4 separate regions of the Mus musculus genome follow, and regions 1, 2 and 3 are each linked to region 4. Evidence: chromatin loops called from intact Hi-C (ENCODE). Cell type or tissue: heart. All regions are shown on one strand. Each heading gives the region's core, and the rest is flanking DNA. Links, peaks and the distances in the headings are about the cores only.

What was found. A loop is a pair of places that touch in the nucleus more often than their neighbours do. Peaks named below come from ENCODE experiments on the same cell type or tissue, not always from the same donor. Only the 100,000 strongest peaks of a DNase experiment are listed, where the experiment ranks them.
Region 1: a loop joins it to region 4, with 2.4 times the contacts of the local background. A loop is called at or near these places in 2 of 42 quality-filtered maps.
Region 2: it touches region 4 in a loop (4-fold over the local background); 4 of 42 quality-filtered maps call a loop at or near these places.
Region 3: a loop joins it to region 4, with 7 times the contacts of the local background. A loop is called at or near these places in 11 of 42 quality-filtered maps.

What each region holds. Positions count from the first base shown.
Region 1 is chr6:71,820,015-71,828,065 of GRCm38, reverse strand. It overlaps Mrpl35 (mitochondrial ribosomal protein L35), which reads left to right and starts at 4,282. Exons shown (of 4, transcript NM_025430.3): 1 at 4,282-4,350. The coding sequence starts at 4,308. In heart, for the core only: no CTCF peak of the experiment used is centred there; a DNase peak (open chromatin) is centred at 4,285; H3K4me3 peaks cover 1,401 bases; H3K27ac peaks cover 1,313 bases.
Region 2 is chr6:71,629,504-71,637,554 of GRCm38, reverse strand. It overlaps Kdm3a (lysine (K)-specific demethylase 3A), which reads left to right and starts at 4,638. Exons shown (of 27, transcript NM_001038695.3): 1 at 4,638-4,717; 2 at 4,976-5,058; 3 at 5,284-5,499. The coding sequence starts at 5,314. In heart, for the core only: a CTCF peak has its summit at 4,005; DNase peaks (open chromatin) are centred at 4,054, 4,524 and 5,144; H3K4me3 peaks cover 2,690 bases; H3K27ac peaks cover 2,564 bases.
Region 3 is chr6:71,489,683-71,497,733 of GRCm38, reverse strand. It overlaps Rnf103 (ring finger protein 103), which reads right to left and starts at 3,857. Exons shown (of 4, transcript NM_009543.3): 1 at 2,846-3,857; 2 at 764-903. The coding sequence starts at 3,071. In heart, for the core only: a CTCF peak has its summit at 3,618; DNase peaks (open chromatin) are centred at 3,323 and 3,883; H3K4me3 peaks cover 3,238 bases; H3K27ac peaks cover 1,784 bases.
Region 4 is chr6:71,539,555-71,547,605 of GRCm38, reverse strand. Chmp3 (charged multivesicular body protein 3) reads right to left here and starts at 3,754. Exons shown (of 6, transcript NM_025783.4): 1 at 3,573-3,754. The coding sequence starts at 3,617. In heart, for the core only: no CTCF peak of the experiment used is centred there; DNase peaks (open chromatin) are centred at 3,355 and 3,725; H3K4me3 peaks cover 2,036 bases; H3K27ac peaks cover 2,012 bases.

The DNA.
Region 1 (8,051 bases), core at 1,264-6,263, 280 kb before region 4:
GGGCACTCCCATGCACATACCCACACATAGACACATACTCATGTATGTAATTTAAAATAATGAAGAAAATAAACTAAGTAAGCCAGTAAGCATCATCCCTTTGTGGTCTCTGCTTTAGTTCGGATCTCCAGATCTCTGTCTTGAGTTCTTGCCCTGCCCTGACTTTCCTCAATGATCTATCATAACATGGATTTATTAAGCCAAATAAATCCTTTCCAAATTGGTTTTGGTCGGTGTTTTATCACAGGAACATCAAGCAAACCAGGACAAGCAAACTAGGTCACAAAACCTATCACTCTTGCAAGGAACCTGAGTTCAGTTTTCTTTTTTATAAATAGAATTTATTTTTTTATTTTATATGCATTGGTGTTTTGTATGCATTTATGTGTATGCAAAGGTGTCAGATCCCCTGGAGTTGGAGTTACAGATAGTCCTGGTCCTCTGGAGGAGCCATCTTTCCAGCCTTCCCTGAGTTCAACTTTCAGAGTCTAGATGCAGTGTCCCCCAACAACTTGAAAGAACAGTTCCAGGGACTCTGATATGCTCTTCTAGCCTCAGAGGGCATCCTCGAATGTGGTATACACATGTATACATGTAAATAATAGTACATATACACCTATATATCTATGCATATTTTAAAGTAAGATGGCTCAGTGAGTAAAGGCACTTGTCACTAAACTTGAATGTTTGATCCTAGAATCCCATACAATGGAAAGAGAAAACCAACTCCTGAAAACTGACCACTAAACTCCACACATGAACCACACACACACATTTGCACATTTTAACATAATAATATATACATGCACACCAAACACACCACACACAAAAACCACAATATGTTTTATGAAAAAACTTAATGCCAGACAAGTTAATCCCTACTCCCTAAAACTCCTAGGGTTTTTTTTTGTTGTTGTTTGTTTGTTTGTTTTAAAATGTGACTAGATTTGGGAGTGATGGCACAAACATATAATCCCAGCATTCAAGAGGCAGAGGCAGGACCAAAAAAAAAAAAAATGAACAACCAAAAATAACAAAATGTTACCAGGATTATACTAACATCATTTGGAAAATTTGTGTCACATAATTTCCCTATTTAAGAAGGTACAGTGACTCCTTTGCCAATCAAACTACCTTTAACTATGCTGGCAGATGGATCCTAATAAGAGCCCTAGCTGTGCAAGATTGAACCACGGGAGAAGCCAAATGTGGGGTATCCACCTGCAAACCCAGAATTCTTGTGGTGAGTGAGATGAGAAGCAGACAAGAGCCTGAAAGTTCTTGGACCAGATAGGCTCAAATATGTAGCACAGCAACAGAAACATCAAGTGACCCTGCATCAACAGAGTAAGGGGAATGGAATCCCAGAATTAGTCCCATGCATGCATATGTGTGTGTGTGTGTGTGTGTGTGTGTGTGTGTATGTATGTATGTATGTATATATACATGTGTGTGTGTGTATCCCTCACACTAAAAAGTTAATCCTCACGCATATCCACACACACAATAATTAGTAGGGGTTTTTGTTGTTTGTTTGTTTGTTTTTGAGACAATTTCTCTGTGTACCTCTGTGTAGTTCTGTATCCTGGAACTCACTCTATAGACCAGGCTAGCCTGGAACTCAGAGATCAGCCTGTCTCTGCCTCCCTAGTGCTGAGATCAAAGATGTATGATGCAGCTGCTACCACTACCAGGCTTAATTAGTAGTTTCAAAAGAGCCTTTATGGACATATCATTGACCTTTTACTATATATGGACTTTACCATATATGGATGATTTTGGACTCCAAATGGCCACCGTAGGTAGGTGGCAGACTGACATGACAACAGTGTTTCAGACTCACTACCCAATTACACAGCCCATGTCTCGGAGAAGCAAGTATAAATGTCTTGAGTGTTTTTAAAATGTGATTGAGGTAACCCGTGGGGAGTCCTGGGACTCATACAGAGGAGCTCATAAACTGAAAATTATTGTTGTAATGGTAAATTATTATTTGCCTTTTTATTCTGGTAATCACATAATTGTACAGAGATTACTTGATTTATTAATATCACAAGAAATTGAATGTAGAAGCAAATTTCATAACTCAGGGATTTTTAGGTTTTTGATGCTTTTCTTGTTTTATTTGTTTTAATAAATAAGGTCTCACTCTTGCCCAGACAGGCCTTTAACTAGAGGCAAGTTGTCCTGCCTCAAGTTATCAAATACTGTGATTACAGGCATGGATCACCATGTATAAATGGGCTCTTTTATGTATTTGTTTTTTATGCTGGACCTTAGATTTCTCACAGTTATTAGTTTTGTTTAACATTAGTGGATTTATGATTGCTATTTTAATCATGTGTGGTAAGCAAAACAACCAGACCCTCAGGATGTCTTCTTTCTTCTAATCTCTTTGGATATGGTACCTTATAAGAAAAAAACATTCTGTGGATATAAGAGTCTGTCAATCCTACTACGAAGGAGGCAGAAGCAAAAAGATCTCTAAGTTCAAGGACAGCCTGGTCTACACAGATTGTCTCAGGCTGGCCAGGGCTACAGAGTGAGAACATGTCAACAAAAACCAAACAAACAAAAGCCAGAAGAAGAATTTTTTGTAGCTCAGTTATTGCAGGCATTCTTAGCATGTAGGAGTCATGAGTTCAATTCCCAGTACTAAATATATAGTATTTTTGAGATGAGAATACCACTTTTTATTATCTGGGTAGGTCAAGTATGATTATAAGATTGAAGGAGGATGGGAGGAATAAGACACTGTCTTTGCAAAATACAAAACTAGGGGCTGGAGAGATGGCTCAGCGGTTAAGAGCACTTGCTGCTCTTCCAGAGGTCCTGAGTTCAATTTCCAGAAACCACATGAGGACTTACAATGACACATGGTGACTCACAACCAGAAGGGGATATGATGCCTTCTTCTAGCCTGTGGATGTTTATGCAGCAAAACAATAAATAAATAAATAAATAAATAAATACAAAAGTGTTCATGAGCCAAGGATTTCAGACATTTTCTAGAAACTGGAAAAAAGCAAGAGAAAGGACTTCTCTTCTAGAGCTTCCAGAAGAATCACAGCCTTAGTATAACTTGATTTTTAGTCCTTGGAATTTATCTTAGATTTCTGGCCTACAAAACTCTGATAGTGAATTTATGGCATTTAAGTCACTGAGTTTGTCATAGTTTTTGTAGCAGCAGTAGGAAAAAGACAACTGAGTTTTTTTTTTTCAAGATTTATTTATTATTATATATAAGTACACTGTAATTGTCTTCAGACAGCCCCAGAAGAGGGCATCAGATTTCATTACAGATGATTGTAAGCAACCATGTGGTTGCTGGGATTTGAACTCAGGACCTTCGGAAGAGCAGTCAGTGCTCTTAAAAGTTGAGCCATCTCTCCAGCCCCCTATTTTTCCCAATTTTAAGTTTTAGTATAACAAATACCAGTAGATATAACCATATAAGTTAAAGCTCTTTGAATTTTCAATAATTTTCTGAGGTCTTCAAGCCTCAACCTGCTATGGAGCTGTTACCCTAGGTGTAGCCACCACTACTAGTTCCTCAATAGAGTGTAAGAGTCCTGAAGCCAAAAATTGAACCGCCACTCTCTAAATGAGATTTGTGGGGTGTTTGTTTTTCTTGTTATTTTGGACTTTTCTCTTCCCTTTTCACCTTAATTTTTGCTTTTTTATTTTCGTTTTAAGTGTCTTTACACAATCCATGCTGGCTCAGCAGCAGAGCCTGTAATCCTTGTTATCATATCTATACTGGCAGTAAGGTCACTTGGAGTACAGGAGTCCCAAGTCACCTTCGGGATCTTGGAAGACCTTGTCTCAAAAATGGGGAAGTTGAGTTGGGGTATAGGGGAGGAGTGTAGCTCTCACTTTTAATCCCAGCAGCGGGTCTCTGTGAGTTCGAGGCCAGCTTAGGTCTATAGAGCTAGTTCCAGGTCAACCAGGGCTACATACATAAATCTAAAACAAAACAAAACAAAACAAAACACACAACAACAAACAAACAAACAAAACCCCCAAAACCTGTCTCAAACAAAACAAAAGCAAACAAACAAAAGTTTAGACAGTACCAACTCCTGCAAGTTTTTCTCTAACCCCCATAAGCACGCAGGGTCGTGCGCGAACCCAAACATAAAGGCAAAATAAGTAATTAAGAAGACGGTGGTTTAGGGCAGAAAGGCAAGGTTCAAAGAGCTCAACCTTGGCCACGCCTGTTCCCTTTAGTTCCGCCTCCTCCACGTTTCTTATCCTTTTGCTTTGTAACTTTGAGTCCACTGCGGCCACCGTAGGCAGGCTGCAAGATGGCGGCTTCCATCTTCACGGGCGCCGTGAGAGCTGCCTCAGGTCAGTGTTCTATTGACAGCTTCACTGAGAAGAGGGTCGGCGCGGGAGGGAGTGGGAATTTAGTTTGGATGTTAACGAGGAAAGAAAAACAAGATGACTTGAGGTCGGAGGTTTGCTGCGCGATACCTTGCACAGTGTAGTGCCCATGACCCGCGTTCACTGGATCCACCCTGCCCTAGGAAGCACACCCGAGACTGAGGTAGAGGAGGTGAGGGTGACACCCAAAAGTCCGCTTTTTTAAAAAATCTGATTTAGAGGTTCAACCACCTCTCTCAACTTTGACCTTGAGAGTCATATAATTTCTCTGAGTATTTTGGTTCTCTAGCGGTAAAATGGGGCTTCCTCCTACCTGTGGGTTAAACAAGTGTGTAAAGCATCGAGTATCTGGTCTCCTTGAGAACCGTGTGTAATTACCAGGAGCCTGGTCAAATTCGTTTTGAAGTACACCCCTCTGATGGTAGCGGGGCGGGCTTTAGGAGTGAAGGCAGAACCAGATAGGAAATTAAAAGTACTCAAGTATGATAGGGGTGATCAGTAAGCGACTTGCACACAACTTATACTGTAGAGATAACATTTGTGGAAAAATAGGCAGAGGACCAAGAGGGAAAAAAGTAACCATATAAAATTTCCAGGTATTAGAGCTTAAAAATGGAACTTTTGTGAGTTATGAAATGTGTATATAAAAAGTTTATATTAGGGGACATACGTGTAACTAACACCAGTTCAAGCCAAGCCCCTTTCCACCCCGTGCATTGCCCCGGTCATTATTCCCATAGCCACTTGAGCAACTATACCTTCATCTCTCAAAAGCATATTTTGTCTAGTTTTGAACTTTACATTAATTTATATACAATATGTCTAGTGTAATGTCTGGTTTTTATTTACTCCAGTGTGTGTGTGTGTGAACCCTTTTGATTTCTGACTGCTGTATCTTCTTTTCTTTTTTAAGATTTAAAAATTTTATTTATGTAAGTACACTGTCGCTCTCTTCAGACACACCTGAAGATCCCATTACAGGTGGTTGTGAGCCACTATGTAGTTGCTGGGAATTGAATTCAGGACCTTTGGAAGAGCAGTTGGTGCTTTTAACTGCTAAGCCATCTCTCTAACCCTCTTCCTACTCTTCTTCCTCCTCCTCTACCACCACTACCACCACCATCACAACCTTTAAATTCTTTTTTTTTTTTTTTTTAATGAGACAAGGCCTCATTATGGAGCCCAGTCTGGTCTTAAACTCTCAGTCCTCCTTAGCTTCCACATGCTGAGATTTTAGGTGCTTGGACTCCCAAACCTGCTTTTCTTCAGCACATCTTTATCTGGTGTTAGCATTGTTTCGATGTTTTCTTCAAGCTTAGGCCTCTTAATCATTTTAGTATATTATCTCATGTAATCCTCTCCATAATTAGCTAATTTAAAGTTGAGGAAATGAGCATAGAGAGGTTAAGGAAGTTGTTCCTGTTCACACCACTCGTTAGTAGGAGCTGAAATGAATACTAGTCTGGCTCAAACCTGTCCCTTACTCACCACACTGCCCCATTTGTTTGGTGAGATCAGTAGAGAAGACAGTGGAGTGGTCTAAGTCTTGCATCAGATTAGGTAGATGCAACTTGGTAGAGCTTTTGTTGTTGCTTTGAGGAAAGGTCTCACTATGCAGCCCAGGTTAACCAGGAACATGCTGTATTAATAGTCATGTCGGTCTGGTACTTGGGATTCTCTTGCCCTTGTCTCTGGAGTGCTGAGGTTGCAGGCATAGGACCCTACACCCAGATCAAATTGTTGCTGGTGTCTGTCTTTTTGAGATAGCATTTCCTGTAGCCCATGCTAGATGTGAACTCTGGTCTGCTTTAGCCTCTTGCACACGGAACTTACTAGCATATTACCAACATGCCAGGCTTGGCCTTTCCTTTTTTTTTTTTTTTGTTTGTTTGTTTGTTTTTTGTTTTTCTTAAAGCTAACTTCATTGAAATACAATTTAGTATATTTGTATTTGTGGCAATGTTTGTATATGTGGGCATATACACATGTGTGTGCATGCAGGCACATGTCTGAGATTGCTCTCAGGAGTAATCCTTCTTTTAGAGCCTGGGTTTCTGCCACAGACCACCCCAGTCGGGTATGGCGGTCCCTGGAATGAGGGTCCCGGAAAGCTAAGTGGGTAAGGATTTTGCGGGGACAAACAGAAACAAACACAGAGGCAGTTTGAATCTGAGTGCATTTTGCAGGTCTCAGGCAGGGGTTTTTATACATTAAAAAAAAAAAACCCAAATATTACAACTCTTAGATGTGTTCAGTGAAGCAATTACAAATACCATCATTATCATTTGGCTCAGTAAAGCACAAAAATCACGCAAACTCTGAATCACAAACAGAACAGGTAACATTGTTAATAATAGAAACCATCCAAGCATTACAACTCTGAAAGGATATATTCAGTGGAGCAGTCATCCAAGGCTAGTGGCATATTTCTGAGAGCAGGTTAATAAATCTTTATGGTCAATTATTGTTTAACATCTAATGCTTGATTTTTTAAAATAAATTTTCAATGTGTAAATTTAAACTATTTTAATTCTTTTTATTTAAGTCTTTCTTTACCATATACCAAAGCCACCTCCAATGACACACTTGTAGCCATATGAAATTTTATTGTTGGGGAAGTTTTTTGGGTTTTTTGTTTGTTTGTTTGTTTTGTTTTGTTTTGTTTTGTTTTGTTTTTTGACAGGGTTTTTCTACTCTCACTCTGTAGACCAGGCTGGCCTTGAACTCAGAAATCCGCCTGCCTTTACCTCCCAAGTATTGGGATTAAAGGCATGCGCCACCACTGCCCAGCTGTTGGGAAAGTTTTTATCTATCATAATACTATTTTATAATTTTGTAAATGATTTATAAAGTAAAGCATTGGTTTCCCCAGAGATAAGGTCATGTTAGTGACCCCATTTCAAGGGATGGTTTCTTACCCATTATTCTTGCTTAAGATCGTAGTCTAGGCCACCAGGAACATGTTGTAAATAAGAGAAGGAATAGGAGAAAACAAAACAGATAAGTTGCCATGAGAACTACGGCTCAATATGTTGTTCTGGACAAGAGATCCACACCCGGTTCCAGGAGGCCTCCTTCTTTTGAAGTTTCGCCTCAGTCTGTGGAACTTGTCATACAGATTCTACTGGGGTTGGTGTGGTAGGTTTCTCTGGGATGTGGCACTCACCCATTAGGCTAGGCTGGCTGGGCAACAAACCCCAAGAATCTGCCTGTCTCTCCCTACCCAGTGTTGGAATATGCTCAGCTTTGTACATGAATTCATGGCTGCAGACTCAGGCATAGGAAGCACTTGAACACCAAGCCATTTCCCTAGCTCGGAAATACTCATTTTTGTGCAGCTAGTTTAGTAACAAAACCATCACCAAATTCCAGTCATAGGACTTTCCATCTCACGGAACATTTTCAGTATGTTCTTCAGTCTCACACTAGAGGTGGATAGTATGTACTAGAGAAGTACACTGAGGTTGATTCTGATCTGCATGTGGTCTTAGGGAAAAGGACTGATAAGGAGGACAGCCTTCAGTTCATATGTCTCTGCTCCATCTCTGGCTGTTGCCAGGCATTTCTGCCACGGTTGGGAAGCCATGCACAGCCTCTGGCCAGCCTGAACCTGCCGTTCCCACAGCTGTATTTGTTTCAGCACCAAGGGGTTGTTTGTCCTACCC
Region 2 (8,051 bases), core at 1,670-6,669, 90 kb before region 4:
TTTGATTCATTGAAGTTGACTTAGTAAGTGTGCTCAGTTGTTCTATGGTTCATTCAAAGGCTATGCTGTACCCTGAAGTTCTTTGCCCCTCTTCTTTCTCTGCCTAGAGATTGACCTCTTACTGGGAAGGAGATAGGAGGGTGGCAGAGATAGAGACTGGGGAACTTTTTCTCAGGTTGATTCTCCCTGCTGAGCCCAGGATTAACTAACAGTATGTCTCCTCTAGAGGTCACATTGTCAGATGCATTTTACACTCCTGAGATCATAGTTGCTTCTTCAAGGCTCCAGTAGCAACTCTCGTCTTCTTGTCCTAGGCTGTGGTTTGTAATGAGTCCTGGGACGGCAAGCCTTGGATATATCTCATCCATTGTTCTGTGGCTCTTCATACCAGCCCTCACTCTGTAAATGTGCCCTTTTTTCTACTCCTCAAGTGTCTTACTTCAGCATACTGCCTTGCCAGAATCTGGACTGATAGTGAAGGAGGGGGGCAAGAGGATAGCTCAGTAGGTAAAATGTTTACCTTGAAAGGAATAAGACCTGAGCTTGATGCCAAGAACCAACATAAATATGCCAAGAGCAATTTGGCAAGGTGGCCCAGCAAGTAAAGACACTTGCTGCCAGGCCGGAATAGACAAATTAGATCCCCGAAGCCACATGGTGGAAGGCAAGAACTAACACCCACACGTTATCCTCTGAACTCCACACGAACAAACAAACAACTATAAAATGAAATTTAAAAAATTAAAAATGCCAGGTATGGTGTCACCACTTGTAATGTCCCTATTCCACTTCTGTGCATGAACGTGGGAGGTCAGAGGACAGCTTCCAGGAGCCAGTTCTCTCCTTTCTTGTGTGGGTTCTGGGGTTAGAATTCAGGTCCTCAGTCTTGGTGATTAGCACCTTTACTAATCTTGACAGACCTAATTACATATGTACTTTAACAGATAGCTTATTAAATGTACTTTGTCTTATAGCTAGTAATTTCACTGGTTTTATACTTAAAAAAATTAAAAACCCAATACCTATAACCAATAAAAAAAGTATTTGTGAATATTCATAGCAACACTATTTGTGGCATCAAGAAGGCAGAAACAACTGAAGTGCCTATCATCTAATGAATGAATGAACAAAATGTGGCCTATCCACACAGTGGATTATAATTAAGACCATAAATATTATAAATCTACAACATGAACAGACCTTTAAAATATTTGGCTAAGTGAGAGTATACAGATACATATATTACATGATTTTATTCATATGAAATTTCCAAATATGACATTCTATAGGCACAAAAGCCAAGCTAATGGTTGCTAGGATTTGACAGCTAAAAATAATGACTGTTTAATGTGTACAAAGGTTCCTTTTGGGGGTGATGCAAGTACTCTGGATAGAGACAGTGGTGTTGATCACAGTTGCTAATTTAAAGTGAAAAGTTAACATGTAAAAACAAAAATCACACTGTAAATAATACTGATTGCCACTGACTAGTTCCCTGACTTCTGATGTGGGCCTTCATATACCAGTAGCTGGTGTTACAAGTTTTAATATATTTAGTGGGCCATATAAAATATTTTTATATTGCTGAGCATGGTGGTGCATGCCTTTAATCCCAGCACTCGGGAGGCAGAGGCAGGAAGATTTCTGAGTTCGAGGTCAGCCTGGTCTACAAAGTGAGTTCCAGGACAGCCAGGGCTATACAGAGAAATCCTGTCTCAAAAAAACCAAAAAAAAAAATTTTTTTTTATATGTGTGTTAAGTAATGATAATGTCAAATGCAGTACTCTTTTCCAAAGTGCTTTGGCAATCTTTTGGTACATCTAGAATTTTTTCTTTTTCAAGTACTCTGAAACTTCAATATATGTCACATTCCATTTATTCCTTTTATCTATCTTTTCTTTTCCTTTTTTTGATGTTAATTTTTCAGAGTCGCAGATAACCCTCACCTGCTTTAAACTCCTATATACCTGAGGCTAGTCCTGAATTCTTGATTCTCCTGCCTCCACTTTCCAAGTGCAGAGATCAGTGGGTAAAGGAGCCATCGTGCCTTGTTCTTTTTATTCATTTATTTATTTTCCAATTGAAGTACATTTAAATTATTTCCATTTTTCTTCCCACATCCACTGGATGTGACTACTAAAATAAGTGATCTTATCCTTTCTTCCAGTCCATATTTGTTAGCAGTTTTCTCAAGATACACACAGGCACATACTCATATACATACTCACACACTGGTTTCTAGGAAGCTTATAAAAGTTTTAAGCTCATGAACATTCAATGTCCTTTTAATGTTTCTGGCATCTCTGGCTATCAGGAATGCAATGAAAAACAAGAGAGGGTAATATGGGAAAGAATATTATTAAAATGGATTACATATGAAAATGTTCAAATAAAATCCATTATTTTATATAATGATTATAGTTAACAGCAAAAACCATGATTGTTTTCTAGTAACTCTACTAAATAAAAGAACTTTCCATCTATGTAAGTATTTTTTGTTGTTTTTTTGTTGTTGTTGTTCAGATTTAGTAATAGGACTTTGTAAGTTCATAAAGTACACTGGATATCTCTCCAACTTTTCTTGGTTCTGGAATCATGAATAAAACAGAAAAGTCATGTGTGTGTTTTAGTAGAATTTATGCCTAAAACAAAAATGTCTTTTGTTTTAGTAGAATTTATGCCTGTTATTTTCCAAATTATGTGTTATGTGATCTAAGTCCTCCACATTCTCTCATTTTAAAAATTTAAACTGCTTATTTCTGAGATAAATGGATTTATAGCATTTACTGTGATTATAAGCTGTCAAAACTTTCTTGTTTAGTACTATTAACTTAGTTCATATCTTCAGTTTGAATAGTTCAATAATGTATTTTATAGACCCAATCCTTTATTAATATATTTCTTCTTTTTATGCTTTTACTCTTAGTCATATACCATATAACAACATTATGGCAAGTGACATGTGATATATACAGTGGTGATCCCATAAGTTTTTCTCAGTGACTTGGTAATTTCTGTAAGGACACTATGTTATCAATGTAATGAAATCATCTAACAACCTTTTATCAGAATATATCCCTCGTATTAAATAATGTATAACTGTACAAGATGCCAATGTAGCTTTCCTTTGATTAGTCTTATAAAAATTTTACCCTAATAGTTTCAAGTTTCTTATGCTGTACTTTTCTTATGCCAAAAAAATTTTTTTAAATACTAAGTACCTCTCCATGTTTATTTATAAAATTAACCCATTTATATTTATTGTAAATATAAATGGACTTATTCCTGTCATTTTATTTTTAACCATAATTTCTTCTTCTTCCTTTTGTTTTTCTTGTTTCCATTTCTGCCTTTTGATGAAGTGGATAGGTTCCTTCATTCCATTTCCCACCTCTTAATGGTTTGAATATAATAAATCCAATTCAGTTTAATTCAACTTCAGCATTATTTAATCTTTAACATTCTGTTGTCATACATTCAAACCAAATATTTTTCAAAATAAACATCTGGTACTAATTTGCATTGTATAGCATTCCCTTATACATTTTGAATTTTTTCTGAATTCTCATTTTCACACTATTAAAACTAAATTTCCATTCATTTTATAATAAAGATTAAGTGTGATGTTAGATTAAGCACCAGGCTTCATAAAGAAGTCTTCAGTTATTCATTTCATTTTTTGATTCAACCAAGAATCCTCTGGTCCAAACCATAAAACCATCTTTTCTCTCCTTTGTCTTTCAAAGTCACCTCTTTCATTATCACTTTTATCATCAACTCCATCTACTTTCTCAATTTCTTTGTTGTTTCAAAAATCTTATATCCACTTTACATTTTCTTTTTAAAAAACCTACATCCCACATAGTTTTGAATAGATGGTTTGCCTCTAGATTTAATGAACATCGTTTTCCAGCAACTCAATGCCTTTCTTCATTTATCCTTCAAAATGGCGGACCTAGACAGTCATGATCAGTACCACGTGCGCCTGCGCCTCCAGCGGCCATTTCACCCATCAGCCCAAGCTCCAAGAGTCCGCCCCTTCTGGCGCGTGCGCAGGAGCCCCCAGAGCCTAGTCGCTCCTCCCCCTCTAACTGCGTACGCCTGAAACCGCACGTCCCAGTGCTGTCCCTCCCCCGCAGGCTGTGCACCGCCCCCGCCCCTTTCCCGTGAGATTCTTCCGCCTGGTGGAAGGTCGGTCTTCGCTCGACAGCCTACGCGCTTCAAGTGCAATCCAATAGGCGCTCATGATCCTGGGTCTCCCCATTCAGTCTTATCTGTGAGCCTGTGCGATTTTCTTTCTGGCCTCAAAGTCGATAACCGATTCGGCGGGACTTTTTTGCATAGCGCGAGGCAACAAATGGAAGAATGGAGCTGCGGCGGAGGGATCTACCGACCGCGTTCTGCGCGCTTTAATGGGGGATCGGCTTCGAGTCGTTGCTGAGAGCGGGGGGAAGGGAGGAGGCAGCCAAGGAATTGTTTTTTTTCCTCACCCCGCCCTCTTCAGCATAACCAATAGGAACGTAGAATTTCCTAGGCTGCCCCGCCTATCCCCCGCGACTCAACCAATCATCGGTGGCAGCGGCTCCGAGGGGGCGGGTCCGGGAGGCTGTGCGTGTCTTGTGAGAGAGAGCTCTTGAACCAAGTCAGAGCTAGAGTCGGCTGGGCGGCTGGGCTCTGTTGCCGCCGTCGTGGGTGACTCAGGGAGGCGGGAGGCGGGGTAAGCGCTCCGCGGGCCTCGGCTGCGGGAGACAGAGGGAGAAGGGTGAAGGACCCGCGCGGGCGGTCGCCGCGTCTTCTCGGTTCAAGGCTCAGGACGGGCGGGGGTGCGCCCGAGTCGGCGGCCCGGAAGCGGGGGGCGGGGGCGCGGCAAGTGTCGAGTCGCGAGCGAGTCCACGGCGGCTCCGAGGCCGCTCGGGGCGGGGATCGGTCGCTGAGACGGGCCCTAGGCACTAAGAGGGAGCCTTTTCTTTAACAGGGCGAGGGGACGAACACTTAGGCAAAAGCACTGGCGCCGCGGCTCAGTCCTCCCTTCTCTCTCTCAGTGTCCAGCTTTGAAAGGTTTGGAAAAAGCGAAAGTTGTTGGGGCGAGAGGGTCACGCGGCACTCGGGGGGGTGTTTGCGGGGGGGAGTGCTGGGGGGTTGGGGAGGCGCGGGTGGCAGCTTGGGGCGCGGAGTCCACCTGCGGGGGTGTCACTCCACCGGTCCCTGTCGGCGCTTCGTCTCTTCGGGCCGCCTCCGACCTCGGCCGCCCCCCATCGCATTTTGTTTTTGTGCCTTCTGCAGGGAGGAGCCCTTCCTGCTGGCGTGGAAACCATGGTGCTCACGCTCGGAGAAAGTTGGCCAGTATTGGTGGGGAAGCGATTCCTCAGTCTGTCCGCAGCCGAAGGCAACGAAGGCGGCCAGGACAACTGGGACTTGGAGCGCGTTGCCGAGTGGCCCTGGCTGTCGGGGACCATTCGAGCTGTTTCCCACACCGACGTTACTAAGAAAGACTTGAAGGTAAAAAACAAAAAGACTAAAACAAAATACAAAATCCCTAAACAAACAAACAAAACCGTCTTCTGGGGGCTGGGCAGTCAGACGGTTTTCAGTTACCTTGGTAACGGGACAGTTGAGCGCCCCTCCCTCCCTTTTCTGAAATGGGCCACTAGAAAGTTGGCAGGTGATCAGAAGGTACAGAACTCTAGACCGTGAAAGTCTTTGAAATGGGGTGTAGTGTCAAGGTGTGTTTGACCTAGAGCTCCAGTGGCCTGAGATTAATAATGGGTTTAGGATTGTTCAGACATGCTTCATTAATGCAGGCGCTGGGTCCCCTGGGACAGTCTGATTATGCCCCCAACGGGAGGCGTATTGTTTATTAGTAATAGGTTAAAGAAGTGGATGACAATTAGAATCATTGAAGGCTAGCTTGAAAGTGCTTTCAAAAAAGATGATTTCAGATGATGGTGTTCCTCTTTATTTCTTCATTCAACTTTTTAAACTTTACAACTTGGAAGTGAAGTGTGAATGTAAGGGAAGGAGCTTAGTTGTGTTTATCTATTTAGTTTTGTTTGGCTTGTTCTGGTGGTGGGTATTTGCTGAGGTATGGTTAGTGAGGCAGGAGTAGGTCCCCGGTTGTTAATGAGGATGGGTTGGTGTGGCTACAGCCATATATGGAAGCCTTGGGTGGAGCTGTCCCGTATAGGGTGTTTGAAAGGAAGGGGAGAAATGGAACTTGCATGACCAGTTAACACATTCTGGAACCTTTTTCACTTAGATCTTTTGAAAGGAATGAATCCTACTCTGTGATACAAATATTGGTGTGAAAAAATAGTAGGGAAATAACCAGTGAGGAAGCCATTGTGCCCACAAAGACTCCTTGTGCAAAAATCAGCTGAAAAAAGATTCCTAACAAAGGCTCCATAGTGATAATAACTTCCAGGAAGCTTGTCAGGACAGACTATTTCTACCCTGAGTAATGGACATGCCTCGGAATCTTCTGTGTTTTTGCCCTTTTCTTGAAAACTACTTAAAGGAAGCAGGTTTTAGCCATTGTCAGTTAAATGTTGATTTCTGAAACACTTCATTTAAGCTCAGGCTTGACAGTGCATGCCTACACCATCACGAGTCTTGAGAGGATCATTGGAAAAGGTTACTTGGTTATGTGTTTTCAGAGTTTCCACCATGTGCCTTGTCTACATGTTCTAAAAGTGACCACTGGGCACTTAACCACAGCAAGCATCATAGTGATCACTAACAAATATACTCTTATTTGGTCCTTAGAGCAGCACATTAGGCTACAAAGTACTGTTTGCTGTTGATCCCACGTTAACTTGTATCTAGGAAGACAGAGTTTTTAGTAGTCTATGGACCCCATCCTTAGAAATTAACATATCCAGGGAGTTTTCCTGCAGGGATGTCCCCCTTAGCCATCATACTGCTTGGTCAGAGTTGTGCCATGCTGCTTCTGCTTATACTCTGAAACATAGCTTTTCTCCTCCATTCCACTTATTTTACCAAATCAAGTTTTAGAGATAGGTGTATGCAGATGACCAACCTATTTGCTTTAGGCTTTTACCTTTCTACCTAATACAGGCTTTGTGTACCAGATTTCAATCATGGTTGTGGTTTTTTTCCTTGTTGTTTTGTTTTTCCTGTCAAGTTAAAAAAGAAATTGTAGTACATTTATTTGATCTGATCTAAATGGGAACAATATTTAAACTTTATCGTCCTTAGTTCTTGGGAAGTTGACAGGAGCCTAGGTTTCCTTCTTTTATGACAAAGGGCCTGTTGGATTTCACATGTAAAGTTAAAGATCTTTAACTTATTGTTTTCATCTCCATCCCTCTCACCCCCCAAGCCTTTGAGAAGGAGCTTCACTTTCAGACAAGTCTTTGGTCCAGGCTGTTGTAATTAGCTATTAAATAATGACAGGAGGACTTGAATCCATTTTTGGCAGTGTGTCTTCTAGGATTTCAGTTCAAGAAAATTTTTGTTACGGGTTTTGCCTTGCTGAGAAACTTTTACAACTCAATCATTTTGTAAGGTGCAAATTGCTTCCTTTTTTCCAAGCATTTATCTCTACATTCCCTAGTTGAGTAGCAAAAGTAATTAAGTTTAGAGAACATGTTGTATTTAACAAAAATGTATCTTAAAACTCTATAACCAAGTTACATTCAGTGAGATTAAAGCAAGAACCAAGTAATTAAAGCCATGTTTACATCTGGGCTTAGTGATCTTGAAGGTTTGGAGGGTGTCTTTTCTGGTGGAGTTACTAGGCTAAATGCAAGCGAATTTCAGGTTGAGTTCATGGGACTGTTCATTTACTGTTAGTGCAAGCCTAGCCTTTCTAGACTTGTATCTGGACGAAGGAATACAAGGTAAAGCCTGCCTAACATTGTTTCATCTAGAAAGATACTTTGTAACAAAAGGATTTTAAAGATTAGAAAAGCAATATAAAGAGTAGTGGACTCTGAAGAGTTAAAGTGTAGTTAAAGTAGGTCATTGTTAAATAGCTATTCTGTGGCAAGTGTCTTTAGACCCCTTCTAAGTATCCTACTAGCTAAGGTGGT
Region 3 (8,051 bases), core at 1,380-6,379, 50 kb after region 4:
TCTAATTAAATCTCACAGTTTTGATATCATAAAAACTATCTAATGACCATAAGCAAAAAAATACATGTGCCATGGGTCTCTCAGTACAGCTACTACGCTGACTACTTTGCTGACTTGTTTTTATGCCAGTTAGCACACCTGCCATTCAAGGTTGGCTGCTTCGCTAATGCAAAGACTTCTTTACTTTAGTGTTCTTCCCTTACAAACTAAAACTATGTGGACTAATAAACTTAATAAACTCAAAACGAAAGTTTAAAAAACTAGAGCTAAATATAAGGAACGTGTTTCTAGACATTTCTGTCTGTTGATTCTCAAGACAACCCTCCCCCTCTCCCCAATCTTTCCTTTTCCACTCTTTACTTTTTACTTTTTTTTTTTTTTTTTTTTCAAAGACAGGATCTCATGTATCCTACCTAGGCTGGCTTTGAACTCCTTATGCAGCTAAGGAAGACCCTGAAGCTCTGGGTCCCTGTTTCTGCTTCCTGTGTGTGTGATTTCCTGTGTGCGGCACCATAGCCTGACCTAGGTGGTGCTAGGGATTGGAGGCAGGATTTCATGCATGCACACCACTTCCATTTCACTTCAGTACTCCACCAACTGAGCCACAGCTCCTCATCTATTTGTCATTATCATCGGTTTAAAAAACCCTATGAGAACTGAGTTTTGCCTAGGAGGCAAACAGGAGGATACAAGAGAAGAGTTACTCAGTGGTAAATACTATTTTGGTATAAATAAGGTTCTTAAGTATTATCATCCTTTCTACCTGAACCAGCCAGATGCCATCTTTTGTGTCTTCCACAAGCTCATAGAAATGCATTTCACCACTGAAATTGGTACTAGAAACAGACTCAGATGCCTCTTCTTCCTTAAGAGCAGAATAGAGTTCACCTTCCATCAAGTCACCTGAAGGAAAAAATAAAAACCCTGGTAAGGTTTCAAAAATCCCATGTTCTCAACTTCAATGATTAATACCATTTTACATCATGAATAAGCACACTATTATATTTTTATTCTACAAAATTCAATAGCTTTTGAATACATCAGCAAAAAATGAAAAAAAAGACAACAATTCATCTCTTATAGTAGTGCATATATTCTAATGGGGTCATCATATAGCTTGTTAGTAAATTACTAATTACATCAGTCCAAAAAGAAATCCTCTCAAATTAGTAATCATTTAATTTTACATAAAGCCTGCACAGGCTTCACATGATTTTTCAAAGCTTGGTTTATGTTGTTACTCGAAAGGTTTAGAAAAGGGTTCACAGAATTTGCTATCAGCCTGCTTATAAATGGCAACAAGGTTTTTATGTGACTGGGAGAGAAAGAATGTTACCTATCAGAACAACAAACCCCACATTCATAGACAAGTTTACAGTGTAAACGTGGCTCTTGTATAATTAAATATAAAAAAGCAAACCATTCATGTCACATTATCTAACCTTTGCCTTAAATATTACATGGTGATATTCCAGTTCCATTCCAAACAGCAAAACCATCCACAACAAACATTTAGGTTTCACAGTTAAATTGCCATACCAAGACTGTTTTTTGTTGTTCTTATGCTGTTAAAATGTGTGATCTGAATCATACTTTGGTTGTATAGTCTTTAGGCTATGTGTGGATTCTTTGTACATTCCATATGACAACAATTTTAGGCTCAAATGGCAGCAAAATATCTAACATAAAGCTCCAAGGGGAAAGCCTGTGTGATCAAATAACTGTATGAGATTGCTAACCCACTCCCCCCACCCCACCCCACCCCCCAGCCCCAACAACCAATGGCAGCATAAACCTGGTGCAAACAAGAGCAATAATAATAACCACTTGAAAAATGTATCCCTTACGCAAAGGACTCCTTCCTTCTATCTCACTGGCGAGATGAGTTCTGTAACCCTTATGCTATAAGTATGTAAGTGTCAGACTGATAAACGTTGTCATCTTGCCTATCACACTATTTGTCTAGATAGTACTACCCAAGGGGGAAAAAATGGTCTTCTAAAAGGCCCCGCTGATGATATACTTGAAAGGACAAAACAAGATAATCATAAGTTTCCAATGCTTCCTACATCACCTCAGAAGGCCTTTCTTAATTTACATTCCTCTTTCAGGAAAACTATCTAAACAAGGAGACACTTTAAAGTTAACTGTATTTCCCCACCCAATCCTACCCCAAATCAACGGCTACATTAAATATTCTTTCAGCACTATTTCAAGTCTTTTCCTCAACCCATTAAGTGACGCAGAGATGCCTGTGACACATGACAAGAAAGGTAAGTCAAGATTCAAAAATAAAATGTATAATCTGCAAGAAAATATTTACTCTAAACAAGGCCAACAGCCACACAAAATGTTCACTAAAGTATAAAAAGCAATATTGCACTGTGTACACCTTACCTATAATTAAATGCATAATTTACACGTAAATCTTTAGGTCCACGTGCCTTTTGTTATTATTTTAATGATGTTTTACCCTCCTGGTAGCTTGTTTTTATTGTGGATGCAGATGCTGCTATTTACAGACTATGTTTTGTAATTTTTCCTTTCTCTATAATCAATTTCAACTGACGTTCCTGAATTCTGGGACAAATGATTCAATTTAATGATTTTTTTTTAAAGCTACACTTTCAAACTGTCATTTCCAAAGAGCCTTTGGAACACACCAATACACCTAACAGTTGTCTTTTCCAAACCGAGATTTACATATTTATTTAGAAAACGTAGACAAAGATGACCTGGGCAGCTCTCTGGAGCAGTCTGTTTAACCATTCTGGGGACCGCCTAATTCTGGGGAGTGGGTAAGAGCCAGGACAGTGGAGGCGACCTCCAGGAGCCCAGCACTTGCCTGACTTCTCCACCAGCTCCCGAACATCTTTCTTCTCCGGCAGCCCGGAGTAGCCCAGCCCTCGACACTCCAGAATGGTCTTCAGCTTCTTGAAGCTCAATGCCACCGGATCCACCAGCTGAGTAGCAAAGATGCCAGTCTCGTACCACACAATGGCCTCAAAAAACCTGGCCAGGACGAACAGGACCAGGAAATACAGGAGCAAGAAAAACAGCTTCAGCCACATCTTCGCCCTCTTGGCGTCGCCAGGAGCCGGGACGCCGTGGACAAGGGAAGGGGATCGAGTGCGGGGCGACAGAGCGCAGCCTGGGCGAGGGCAGCGAGGGCGCGCGGCGGTCACCGGCGGGCCATCCCCGCGGGGAGGCAGGTGGATCGCGGCGTGCGTGCGACTGAGAGCCCCGGCTCTGGCCTTGCGGTCAGGAGCTGAGAAAGGGAGAAGGGGGGACGTTCAAACGCACCCCACCCATCGAGCTGCGGACGGCTGGAAGAGGGCAAGAGCCCACCTGGGGTGACCGGGAGGCAGCTCCGAGGGACTGCGGGCCAGCGGAGGGCGGTTGGGGCCGGACTGAGTGGTCCAGAGGGCGCGGTACTCGGCTGGGCCAGGCCCGGGGCCCGGCGCGCCCAGCGCGGGTTGGAGTGACCGCCGCAGCGCCGCGCCGAACGCCCAGGCTTCAGGCCCCGGCGGCCGCCCAGGCCTGGCGGCAGCTCCAGGTTCCCGCGGGCGGCGCCTATCAGGCCCCGCGGCCCGCGAGGGGGCGTCGCGGCGGCTCCCGCTGAGGAGGAGCGCGAGACGACAGTCGTGAAGGGAGGAAAAAAAGAGGAAAAAGCAAATAACGCTAGGCCCCAACGCGGCTCTCCCGGGCGGCTTCCTGTCAGCTGCGTAGCCGCGCGGTGCCCAGCCCCGTGCGGACGCGCCGCGCCAACCGCGGCCACCGTCCCTGCCGCCTCTGCAGGCCGCGGCCGTCGCCCCCAGAGCACTGGACCCGCTGTAGCCGCGGCCCCAGTCAAGACATAACAACTGACGTCGGCATCGGGGCGGGGTCTCGGCAGGGGCGGGGTTAGAAGCCGCGGGGTGCAAGGGGAGAGAGGGGCTGCGGGAGGCTGGGCTGGGTAAACCTTCCGAGTTACTGTGCTCTCGCGGTCCCAGCCCTCTGATGCGCTGATGTTTAGTCACTGATTTCAGTCCCAGGATTGGACATTGGACCCTGCGACACTGTGCACCTTTGTGCTGAGCGTGAAAAATAAAGGCTGCTAAAAGATGTTCGTTTTTGTTTGTGGTTTTTGTTTTGTTTTGAGACACTGCCTTATTAAATAGTCCTGGCCCGCCTGGAACCGCTCTGAACACCAAGCGGGCCTCAGAATTCAGAGATTGCCTGCCAGGCATGGAAGTGCTGGGATTAAAACCGTGCACCGCCGGGCGTGGTGGCGCACGCCTTTAATCCCAGCACTCGGGAGGCAGAGGCAGGCGGATTTCTGAGTTCGAGGCCAGCTTGGTCTACAGAGTGAGTTCCAGGACAGCCAGGGCTACACAGAGAAACCCTGTCTCGAAAACCCAAAAAAAAAAAAAAAAAAAAAAAAAAAACCGTGCACCACCACACCCACCCAAATCATCAAGATCTGTAAAAATCAGAATCTGTGTTTTAAGTCCAGTCCCTGTCAACCGCGGATGCTTTTGGGTTTTTCTTTTGTTTAGTTTTTTGTTCGGGGTGGGGTGGGGGGGAGGGGTGGCACAGCTGGCTTGAGGTGCTTGAGGTGAAACTCTGAAAACAGATGTTTTTCTACCTTTGCTTTAGAATGCGATTTTCACATGTGTGTTGGAGGAGGTATGGCCAAAAAGAATTTTAGTATGTGATCCAGTTGTGGCTAGTCTCCTAGAGGGTTAAAAAGTAGACAATGAAGGTCTGAGTTGTCAGGACAAAAGTTGTTAGGTGTGGTTAGGTCCAGGTGCAAAGGTCTGTGTGTTTTAGCCAGCCAGAAGAACTCATATAAAATGAGTTTGACAGGCAAGCGTATGGTACCTGGTTCCGTGTTTATTTAACTCTAGCAGGGTCATGTTCTCTCTCTCTCTCTCTCTCTCTCTCTCTCTCTCTCTCTCTCTCTGTCTTTCTCCCTCTCTCTGTCTTTCTCCCCCACTCTGTCTCTCTCTCTCTGTTTCTGTGTGTGTGTGTGTGTGTGTGTGTGTGTGTGTACGCGCGTGTGTGTGCATGTGTGCGTGTGTGTGAGTCTTCTTGATCAGGAAAACAAGTAGGAATTCCAGGTGAAATGTTAGCCAGCAAGGAAAAGCATGAACAACCCTAAACCAGGGGTGAAATTTTTAGGGAGAGAGTGTGACCCTCAATCAGGGAGCAAATGAGCCATGGAAAACAAAGAATGGATCATAAAATGTAGACAAAGGATAGTACCCCTTTATAACGCAGTTAACAAAGGCATCTCGGTGTACAGCTAGTGGAGGAGCTAGGAAGGAAGAAGCCTAGGAGCAGGGTGGGCAGGAATGTACAGCTTCAGACTTACAGAACAGTGTGGTGGTTTTCCAGGGCAGCAGACCACGTGGAGACTGTATTAAACTGTTCCTGCTGACAGACTTGGCTCTGTAATTTCAGCATTCTTGATTTCACAGTATAGCACTGTTATATGGTGGCATTGCTAGTCAAGTCTAAACACATAAATGATATGCCTTGCCTCGAAGGAATGCATTTTAGTAATAATAGACTCTGTCAATACACAGAGGCAATAACAGAAAAGAAGAACAGGTAGGGAAAGCTGGGTGGATGAGCTGAGGATGGAGCCAGACAGGCTAGAGTTTAAAAGTTAAAAAAATCAAATCATGAGAGGGAAGAGGAGAGAGAGGGAGGAAGGGAGGGAGGGAGGGAGAGGGAGAGGGAGAGGGAGAGGGAGAGGGAGAGGGAGAGGGGGAGGGGGAGGGGGAGGGGGAGGGGGAGGGAGAGGGGGAGAGAGATATTAAGAAACAATTTTTAAAATATTTTTTATTACATATTTTCCTCAATTACATTTCCAATGCTATCCCGAAAGTCCCCCATACCCTCCCCCCCACTTCCCTACCCACCCATTCCCATTTTTTTGGCCCTGGCGTTCCCCTGTACTGGGGCATATACAGTTTGTGTGTCCAATGGGCCTCTCTTTCCAGTGATGGCCGACTAGGCCATCTTTTGATACATATGCAGCTAGAGTCAAGAGCTCCGGGGTACTGGTTAGTTCATAATGTTGTTCCACCTATAGGGTTGCAGATCCCTTTAGCTCCTTGGGTACTTTCTTTAGCTCCTCAATTGGGAGCCCTGTGATCCATCCAATAGCTGACTGTGAGCATCCACTTCTGTGTTTGCTAGGCCCCGGCATAGTCTCACAAGAGACAGCTACATCTGGGTCCTTTCGATAAAATCTTGCTAGTGTATGCAGTGGTGTCAGCGTTTGGAAGGTGATTATGGGGTGGATCCCTGAATATGGCAGTCTCTAGATGGTCCATCCTTTCGTCTCAGCTCCAAACTTTGTCTCTGTAACTCCTTCCATGGGTGTTTTGTTCCCAAATCTAAGGAGGGGCATAGTGTCCACACTTCAGTCTTCATTTTTCTTGAGTTTCATGTGTTTAGCAAATTGTATCTTATATCTTGGGTATCCAAAAAAAAAAAAAAAAACCAAGTAACAGTATACAAAGTAAGAGGACAGACAGATAGAGAGACAGAGAGATAGACAGAGAGCAAGACAGAGACAGAGAGAGACAGAGACATAGTGTGTGTTTAGGAATATATGTATATACAAATGTGTATGTAATTACAATTGATGGAATGTAAGGCCATGAATTTGAGAGAGAGCAAGGAAGGGTATATCGGAGAGTTTGGAGGTAGAAAGGGGACGGGGGAAATGATGTAATTCTATTATACTCTTCCCAAAATAAAAGAAATATTTTAAAAAAAAAAGAAACAATTTTGACTTCACTTGTTTCCATTGCCTCAATTCCCAACCCTTTGCCTTGTTCTCTCAGTGGTTTAACCCTTAGGAAAGAGAGACACACCGATGAAAGTGGACACGCTGGGTAAAGGTGGCACATGGACACCTGTGAACACATGTCCTCTATGGGTGGATGTGGATGACTTCCAGGAGGGTGATCTATGATGTGAGTCAGAGGATCCCCACGAATACGTGACCTTTGGTCCAGGAAGCCTTCTTCAGGAAACTTATCTTGAGGAAATTATTGGACACAGATACAAAGATGTGTATAACATTTTGCCTTAAGGGCAGAGTTAAATAGAAAGAAAATCTCACAGGTGATGATTCATCTTCATTGCTAAGTTTGGAATCACCTAGGAACTAAAGTAGTGGATATAGGTGTGAGGGAGATTCCAAGGAGGTTTAACTCAAAAAAGGAAAACCCATCTTGAATGTGGCTCCATTCTGTGGACTGAGGCCTTGAATAGAATAAGCAGGAAAAGAAGAAAAAGGAGGAGGAGAAGGAGCAGCAGCAGCAGCAGCATTCATCACTCTGCTTCTTGGCTGCGGACATAAGGTAAGCCGCCACCTCAAGCTTCTGCCCCCATGTTTTCCCCACCGTGATGGACTGTCTGTACCTCCTTCAACTGTGAGCCAAAAAAAAAAAAAAAAAGAGAAAAAAGAAAAAAAGAAAAAAAATCAAATCAAAACATGCTTCTGCCCTTCTGTCTTGAGTTGCTTTTGTCACAGAAGTTAAAAAACCAAAACAATTAACAGAACATGAGAACTAACCAAATAAAATAACACAATGGATTTAGTATCACACATCTACTAAAAGAAAAAGATAGTCAAATGGTTAGAGACATGGACTCCTGTCCAAAATACTGAAGAAGAAGAAGAAGAAGAAGAAGAAGAAGAAGAAGAAGAAGAAGAAGAAGAAGAAGAAGAAGAAGAAGAAGAAGAAGAAGAAGAAAAAGAAGAAGAAGAAGAAGAAGAAGAAGAAGAAGAAGAAGAAGAAGAAGAAGAAGAAGAAGAAGAAGAAGAAGAAGAAGAAGAAGAGGAAGAAGAAGAAGAAGAAGAAAGAGTAGCTGACTCAGACATTTACGTGATGCTTCTAATTTTAGGCTTGTATTAGAAAGAGGACGCGGAGATGGGTCAGTGGGTAAAGTGCTTGCTGCACAGCCATGAGAACCTGGGTTTGGAGCCCCAGAATCCATGTGAAAGTGCGTGCCTGTGACTAATGCTGAGGATGGAGCCCTGGAGC
Region 4 (8,051 bases), core at 1,279-6,278:
TGGTTTGGTAGACACTATTGGGTCCAATTTAGATGCTCAGTGCAAGTCCATGCCCCCCGCCCCGTGCTATTTTATTGAATAGCAGCAAAAGAAAAAAATACATCATAGATACCTGGCTTACATGACCTGAAAGCAGGTGACCAAAGTTACTAGCAACATTATTAATGAGACAAGCAGCCAAATATGGTGGTACACACAGGTAAGATCAGCTCTTAGAAGAATCAACAATTCCAAGCCAGCCTGGGATACATGATGCCTTAGCTTGGTTTCTACTGCTGTGATAAACATCATGACCAAAAGCAACTTGGGGAAGAAAAGGGTACATTTCAGCTTGCAGTTGTAATGCATCAGAGGTCAAGAGACCTAGAGGTGGGAACTGCAACAGAGACCATTGAGGACCACTCAGGACCACTTGTCCAGGGGTGGCATAGCCCAGACAGCCAGGCCCTCCCACATCCATCATTACAATACCCCACAGACTTGCCTAAGGCAATTCCCAAATTTCGATTCCCTCCACCCAGATATGTCTAGGTTTGTGTGAAGTTGACAGAAACCATACAGCACACAGAACAAGAACCTCTCTACAAACAAACAAAATGAAACTACTTATCATATGCCCAACATAATATGCTAGAAATAGTCTTACTTTATTAGTTATAATTTTATTATAATTTATTACTTATATTATTAGTAATAATATTAAAGAAATATTAAATTTGTGTTTAGAAGGAATTCAAATCTTTTAGTCTTCCCCACCTTACAAGACTTTTTATACAAATGTTTCAAACTCCCATCCCAACACCCTTGTTTATACAAAGGCCTCCTACTGCTCTCCAGGAATTAGATGGAGCAGTGACACACACACCCCCTTTCTTCATTTCTGGTGTGGCAATTCTTTTCAAGCAAGCTGAGTGAATAAGACTGTGAGGTCAGACCCCAATCAGTGTGGAAAAGGCACAGTTACCACCTGAGTAAGAATAAAAACCAGGTGTACTTGCTGTCTCTGTAAGTTGACTCTTCTGAGCACACCTTCCTGATCCATAACAGAAGTTTGCCTTGCCCAGACACAGACTGGTGATCTCTTTCATTTCCACCCTGTCTTAGTCAGGGTTGCTATTCCTGCACAAAACATCATGACCAAGAAGCAAGTTGGGGAGGAAAGGGTTTATTAGGCTTACACTTCCACATTGCTGTTCATCACCAAAGGAAGTCAGGACTGGAACTCAAGCAGGTCAGGAAGCAGGAGCTGATGCAGAGGCCATGGAGGGATGTTCTTTACTGGCTTGCTTCCCCGGCTTGCTCAGCCTGCTCTCTTATAGAATCAAGACTACCAGCCCAGAGATGGTTCCACCCACAAGGGGCCTTTCCCCCTTGATCACTAATTGAGAAAATGCCTTGCAGCTGGATCTCCTTTCTCTGTGATAACTCCAGCCTGTGTCAAGTTGACACAAAACTAGCCAGTACACACCCAGAACTATTTTTTAACATGTACATAGTACGAAGTTCACACTTCCTTGTGAGACTTTTTTTTTTTTTTTCGAGACAGGGTTTCTCTGTATAGCCCTGGCTGTCCTGGAATTCACTTTGTAGACCAGGCTGGCCTCAAACTCAGAAATCTGCCTGCCTCTGCCTCCCGAGTGCTGGGATTAAAGGTGTGCGCCACCACGCGCCCAGACATTCTTGCTAAATTAGTTTAACTTGGATCTCATCAAGTTTACATCCAACTTCCATTTCACATAAAATAACACACCGGAAAAAGTTAAGGGCAAGACACAGACCTTGCAGGATGATGAACAGCCAACTCTAAAGTCTTTACTTTTACAATGTTACTTTCATTTTTAATGTGGGGATTAAATTTTTAAAACGAATGCATGGTAATGTCTCAGAAACTACAACACCCAGACTTTCCCGAAAAATCTTTGCTTTCTGAGCCACTGTCTAGTCTGCCCTTGAACTCTTGCTTTCAGGAATGTCCTGAAAATGACCAAGCAGCTGAACTGCAGGCCACACTGCATCTCTTAAAACCTTTTCTTATTAAGAACTTTCATTCACCTGTTACATTTTGCTCTCTCGTATAAAACTGAACATGTGGAACTTAAATGAGACAAGCATACAATTTCACTTCAGAACATTATGTAGACCATTTTGTGGTATTTGTATACTCTTCTTGAAGATAAGTAAATCATTACTAGTGTGTGGCTTTAGCTTTGTCATCCATAAGTTGAGATAGTCTAAAGAAAACAGTCTTATTACTATTTAAACTTATGCCTGGTATGTACATTACTCGTTTAACGTTTCCATTATTTTAAATAATAAGTGTCATTGCTAAGAATGTAATGTCAATTTCTCCTCTAGTAAAGTACCCCTCTTAAAAAAAAAAAAAAAAAAGAACACGCACCGGAAAATGGCAACGTTAATTAGACTGGCTTGACAGCTACACTTCCATAAGTGAACTAAAGGTTTAGAAGGACAAGTTTGAGTGCTGTAGAAACAGTGCTTCTCAAAGGTCAAGGCACATTCTAACCACTCGGGATAGTCATAATTTAAATCTGATTTAGTAGGTCTGGAATGGGACCCCACAAGTGCTATGTGCTGGGAGCTGGTACTGTTGGTGCGACTACTGGTGGTCAGTAATAAGGCTGGGTGTGTAAAGAATGCACCTTCACGCTGGGCGGTGGTGGCGCATGCCTTTAATCCCAGCACTTGGGAGGCAGAGGCAGGCGGATTTCTGAGTTCGAGGCCAGCCTGGTCTACAAAGAGAGTTCCAGGACAGCCAGGTCTACACAGAGAAACCCTGTCTCGAAAAAAACAAAAACAAAACAAAAAAAAGAATGCACCTTCACTACCACTACTAGCTCAAACTTCACATCCTTCAATGGTCAATTACTGCGGTAGCACTCTTCCTACTTGACATAGGAGAAGTCTCGGACAAGTTTTTCGAGATCAGAGAGCCGAGACGTCTAAAAGTAGGACTCAAACTTAGGCGGCTGATACTTGGTTTCTAAAATAACTCAATTGATAGGCAGATCTAAGGATTCAGAGTAGGATCCGAACTGTTTTCGGTAGCATCCTTATGGGTAGGGCCTGAGAGAACTGAGCTTCTAGAATAAACACAAGTCGGGCTTCCCTGCACACAGAGGAGAGCGAGAAAAGGACCTGCCTGGCAGGTGCCTGGACTTTTTGGGGGCTCCGACCCGGTTCACCGCACACAACCTTCCGGTCTAGGGCAAGTCCTCCGGGTGGTCTGCAGGCCGGCGCGGGGGCGGGGCTTGCGCAGGAGAAAGGTTCCGGGCGGCCCGTACCACCGCGCGCAGGGGAGAGAGTGCTTCCTCGGGGCCCGGCGGCGTGGCGCCTCCAGCGCCTGGGGGCGAGGCCGAGGTGCTCCTAACCAGGCCCTACACACCCGGGTCGGACGCCGAGCGGCCAAGGCGCGCTTCTCCTCACATCCCAATCCTAAACTCTTCCCTCGGCCCCTCGGCAGAGTGGAAGGCCCCGGAAATAGGGGCCAGCCTGAGAGCGCAGCTGGCTGTTCCCACCTCCGCTGCGGAGCTTCCCCGGTCGCTGGCCCTTACCAGCTCTTTGGGAGGCTTCTCCTGGGTTTTTCCAAAGAGTCCCATGATGAACTGAACTCCTCTTACCCCTTCCGACTTTCCGTTCCCTGCGCCCAGGCAGGTCACGGGCAGCCGCCTGGGCGGGGCTGGGAGGAAGGGAATCAGACGCCCAGAGAAGGGCGCGGCGGCAGCAGGGCTAGTACGCACGCGCGCGGCGCAGGCGCAGAGTTAAGTTGGGTGGGGTTCTACAGTGTGGATGACACCATTGCTCATAAGGGAGCTTAAGTGAAGTATAGAAGTAACTCTTAAGATATTTATTGCCTACACCCAAAACCTGTCAGCTAGCCCAGAAATATATATCTCAACGCTGTCACGCATATTTACAACCACTTCCCAGATATTTGTGGATGGGTTTCTCTTTGGGTCCGTAGTCACCTCACAGACTGCAAATCTACACACCTACTCGAAAACTTGACATCGCCTTCTTTCCCCTTTGTAGGAAGTCTTAAAAGTTCTAGCAGTGATCTTATGCTGAAGCTGGAGAAGAAGGGATTGATTCAACAGATTATAACATTTGTTTCGCTTGTAAGATTAAGGTTAAACAGACCTGCACGAGTCAGCTGAAACTAACTTTTAAAGAAGAGATAACAAAAGACTTGCATTCTGCACACATTAAAGAAATGGATTCATAGACAAGGAACTGTGCAAGGAAACTTGGGCCCCTGGAAGAACAGGAAGCCACTTCTACAGCCTCATCTTACCTTTAAAAAACAAACACCGGGGAAATCTTTTTTAAAAAAAACCCTATTTTCTTTACTGAAACTTTAATGATAAACATAAATATTCTCTAATGGAACAGAGGCAACCTGGGTCCATTGTCTATTCCCTCTGGGAAGGAACCAGTTAGTATATCTTACAGTTAAGTCTGCATATGTTCTGGCTTTCATATCATAGCTTTCTATAAATTGTAATATGGCCACTGGCTGGGTGGAGAGGAAATCAGACTCCTAATTTTCTTTATTATTTTTAAAATGTTATTGTTGGAGAATTTCATTCATGAATGTGATATGTTGTCCACATCCATTCCTCTGACTCTTCCCTTGGCCTTTACTGATTTTTGTTTCCTAATCTCTTTTAAAACACAAAGGAACTAAACTGGCATACTTATGGCACCTGCCATCCACTTTGCCCATTTTAATTCACACTTTCACCCGGGTGGGCACCAGGTACGAACATGAAGCGTTCTGTGCCTGGCTGTGCTGCGTCTTCAGGTGGATGCTGAATTCCTTCTGAGCTTTGGCCTTCCTTGTGTTTTGTCAATGGTCCATTGGTTTATTCTGAACTGGTTGGATACCCTGTTATTTTGTTCTCATGCAGAGGGAGGGTTTGTTTACTTTTGTTTGTTTTCAGAGTATTTGTTTATTTGCTACCAAGCCAGCCCTTTCCTCCTACCACTCCAACAACTAATTCTCCTTGCTTTTAGCAAACTTGCCTCTTTTAATTTAGAAAGTCTGATCATAAAGACACTATAGATAAGAGGTATTCTCATATCGGGGTACTCGAACACAACAAAGGGAGGGTCAGAAGAATCTCCCCAGCACAAGCAGTAGCCTCAAAGAGAAGCCCAAGACAACAAGTCCCAACTCTGGTTAAAAGCTCAGTTGGAAAGACCCACATAGGGGATGACCACATTGTCTTCAGCCCTTCTACGTTCCATTAAATTTACAGGATAAATCTAAGTCACTGTTATAGAGAATGTCTCATGCATTGTATAGATGCATCACATGTCAATTAAGAAAAAACCTATAGCATATAGGAAAGAGTAGGATAGACTGTGGGACATTCTGGAGGCAGAAGGAATTCTGGGATAGAGCCAGGCAGGGGAGATTCACCTGGGAAGATGTGACCAAACTGCTTCATAGTAACTGAGCACAGGTAACCAGCCACATGGCAGAATATGTGTTAAAAATAATTGGGTTATTTTAATTTATGATCTACTCAGAAGAGAGCCTAGCAATATGGCCAAGGTATGTGTGAATATTTTTGAGTCTGAGTCTTTATTTCTGGGCACATAGAGCTGGGAGGAAGAACTGGATCTAACTTCTACACACTGCGGGAAGAAGTGACCTTAGGGTGAGACCCACCTCAGCTGTTATTATAACTGATGCAGAAGTCTCATCCAAAATACAGGCCTGTCCAACTAGCATGAAGGATTATAAGTTTCAGGGAAGAAGGGGGAAAAAAAACACTAAAATGAGAAGCAGAAATTCAAAGAAGAAGGAAGTATTTGGTTAAAAGCTGCCATTTGGTACTCTAGGATGTTTGTGTTTGAGTATTATGTCAATTTAAATCAATTGTTTTAAAAACTGAGGAATGAGAGAACATGTGATAGTCTCTCCTGATTTCACTCTCAGAAGTTCTAGGCAATAGCACTAAACACAGACAGACTACACTGATTAAAGTTTAGGAGCATCCAAGAAAGGAAAAGAGATTCATAGCAGAGCTTTGGGAAGTTGTCAAAATTGTAGAGTCAACAAATGACAAGAAGTTAATGAGAAAAAAAATGTATAGATACAGTGTGTCAAACCTTCTTAGCCTTTGACTACTTTCACAATTTTCTCATTTGATATAATTGAAATGTTTAAGTCTTGTTTCTAAAGTGGGAAAAAATCTATATTAAATCTTACCTACCTCCCAAATTCTCATTTTTAGCCCATTAAATATTTTATGTTTATTTAGGAGTGTAGCATGTATGTTTGTGTGAGTGTGTGTGTGTGTGTGTGTGTGTGTGTGTGTGTGTGTGTGTGTTCCGTGTTTCCTTTAGTTGTCTACATAAGTTTTCATCAATGTCAGTATTTATAACTATGTGAGTCTATAAGAAAATGTATAATAATTTAATTATTTTCCTGCTGTATGATATTATTTCCATTGTTACCTGACTAAATGCAATTCAAAATGTAGAAAGTGCTGAAATGTTAAGATATGCTACCTTTTCTTCGAGGGCTTTGACATAGTATCACCATTAGATTCATTTGGAATACAGGTAGCCTGCACATATGCATTATAGTACTGTGAACTTCTATAACTAGTACTCGGAATGCCTTCTCCCCCGCCCCACCTTCCCACTCCTTGCTAACAATGAACAGAAACTATTGTGTGTTGGGGGCTGGAGAGATGACTCTGGCGCTCAGAGCGCTGGTGGCTCTTCCAGAGGACCCAGGTTTAATTCTCAGCTCCCACATGATGGTTCACAACCATCTGTCATTCCAGTACCAGGGATTCAGGTGCCATCTCTGGACTCCAGAGTACCAAGCAGGCAGGTAGTGCATAGACATAAATACAAGCAAAATACCCATTCATATAAAATTTAAATAAATGAAACCTCAGAAAACATTTTAATGTTGCTAATCTGTGAACATATATTTTATTTTCTGATCCTTTACATGGCTAAGTTAGAATATGTTCACTCTACAAAAGGAGGGACTTCACTATTATGTTTTCATGTAAATGAACCACAAGAGTTGTTCATATTCACCCCATTATCTTTTCCTGTCCTCTCTCTCTCTCTCTCTCTCTCTCTCTCTCTCTCTCTCTCTCTCTCTCTCTCTCTCTCTCTCTCATGGTTTCCTTCCCACTGAAGAGACTCTGGCCAGATTGAGCATGGCAAACATAGCTCTGTCAGGCGTTGCCCTTCTCGCCCATTCCCTCTGCATAAAAACCGTTAGACATTTGTAAGGCTAGCCACCAAGGTCTATTCCCTCATTTGGCCACTCACTCCTCCTGAAACTGACTACTAGATATCAACGTATTGAAGTCCAGCAATCAAATGCCCCCTTTGGCTCACCTAATAAACATGCCCAATTAAAATTAAACACCTCATAAAACACAGGGCTTCTCCTTGTACATTTATAAACTGCCATTTTTCTATGAGCTATGTCTGTCTGACTGTGTGTCTGTCTGTGAGAGAGAGAGACACAGGGAGATTGTGATACTTGTGTTTCAGAGTCAGGGGTTTTCTCGGTTTTGTTTTTTAGAAGAGATTGTTCGGTTTGGATTGATTGGTTGTGTTTGTTTAGGATGAGGTTTCTCCAGTTTTATACATTTTCCCTGCAGATGATTTAATATTGCTTTTCTTTATGGCTGAGTAAGACTAGATTGAGCATCTATGGCACATTTTCTTTGTCCAGAGGTCTATAGGTGGACATCTACTGACTGGGTAAACTAGCTGTTTGAATGTTGCTACATTAAATATAGACGTACAAGCATCTCTATGGGAGGCTGCCTTAGATTGCTCTGCATAAATCTAAAAGTAGTCCCACTGTGGTACTTGTGTGCTTTCTGGATGAAGGCCTTCCCAGTTGGTGTGAGATGGAATCTCTGTGTAGTTCTCATTTACAGTTCATTGATGTCTAAGGATGTTGATGTTTTTCTCCTATGTGAGAACTCTGTGTTCAGTTCATTTGCCCATTTGTTAGTTGGGTGTGGTTTGTTTTCCCTTGG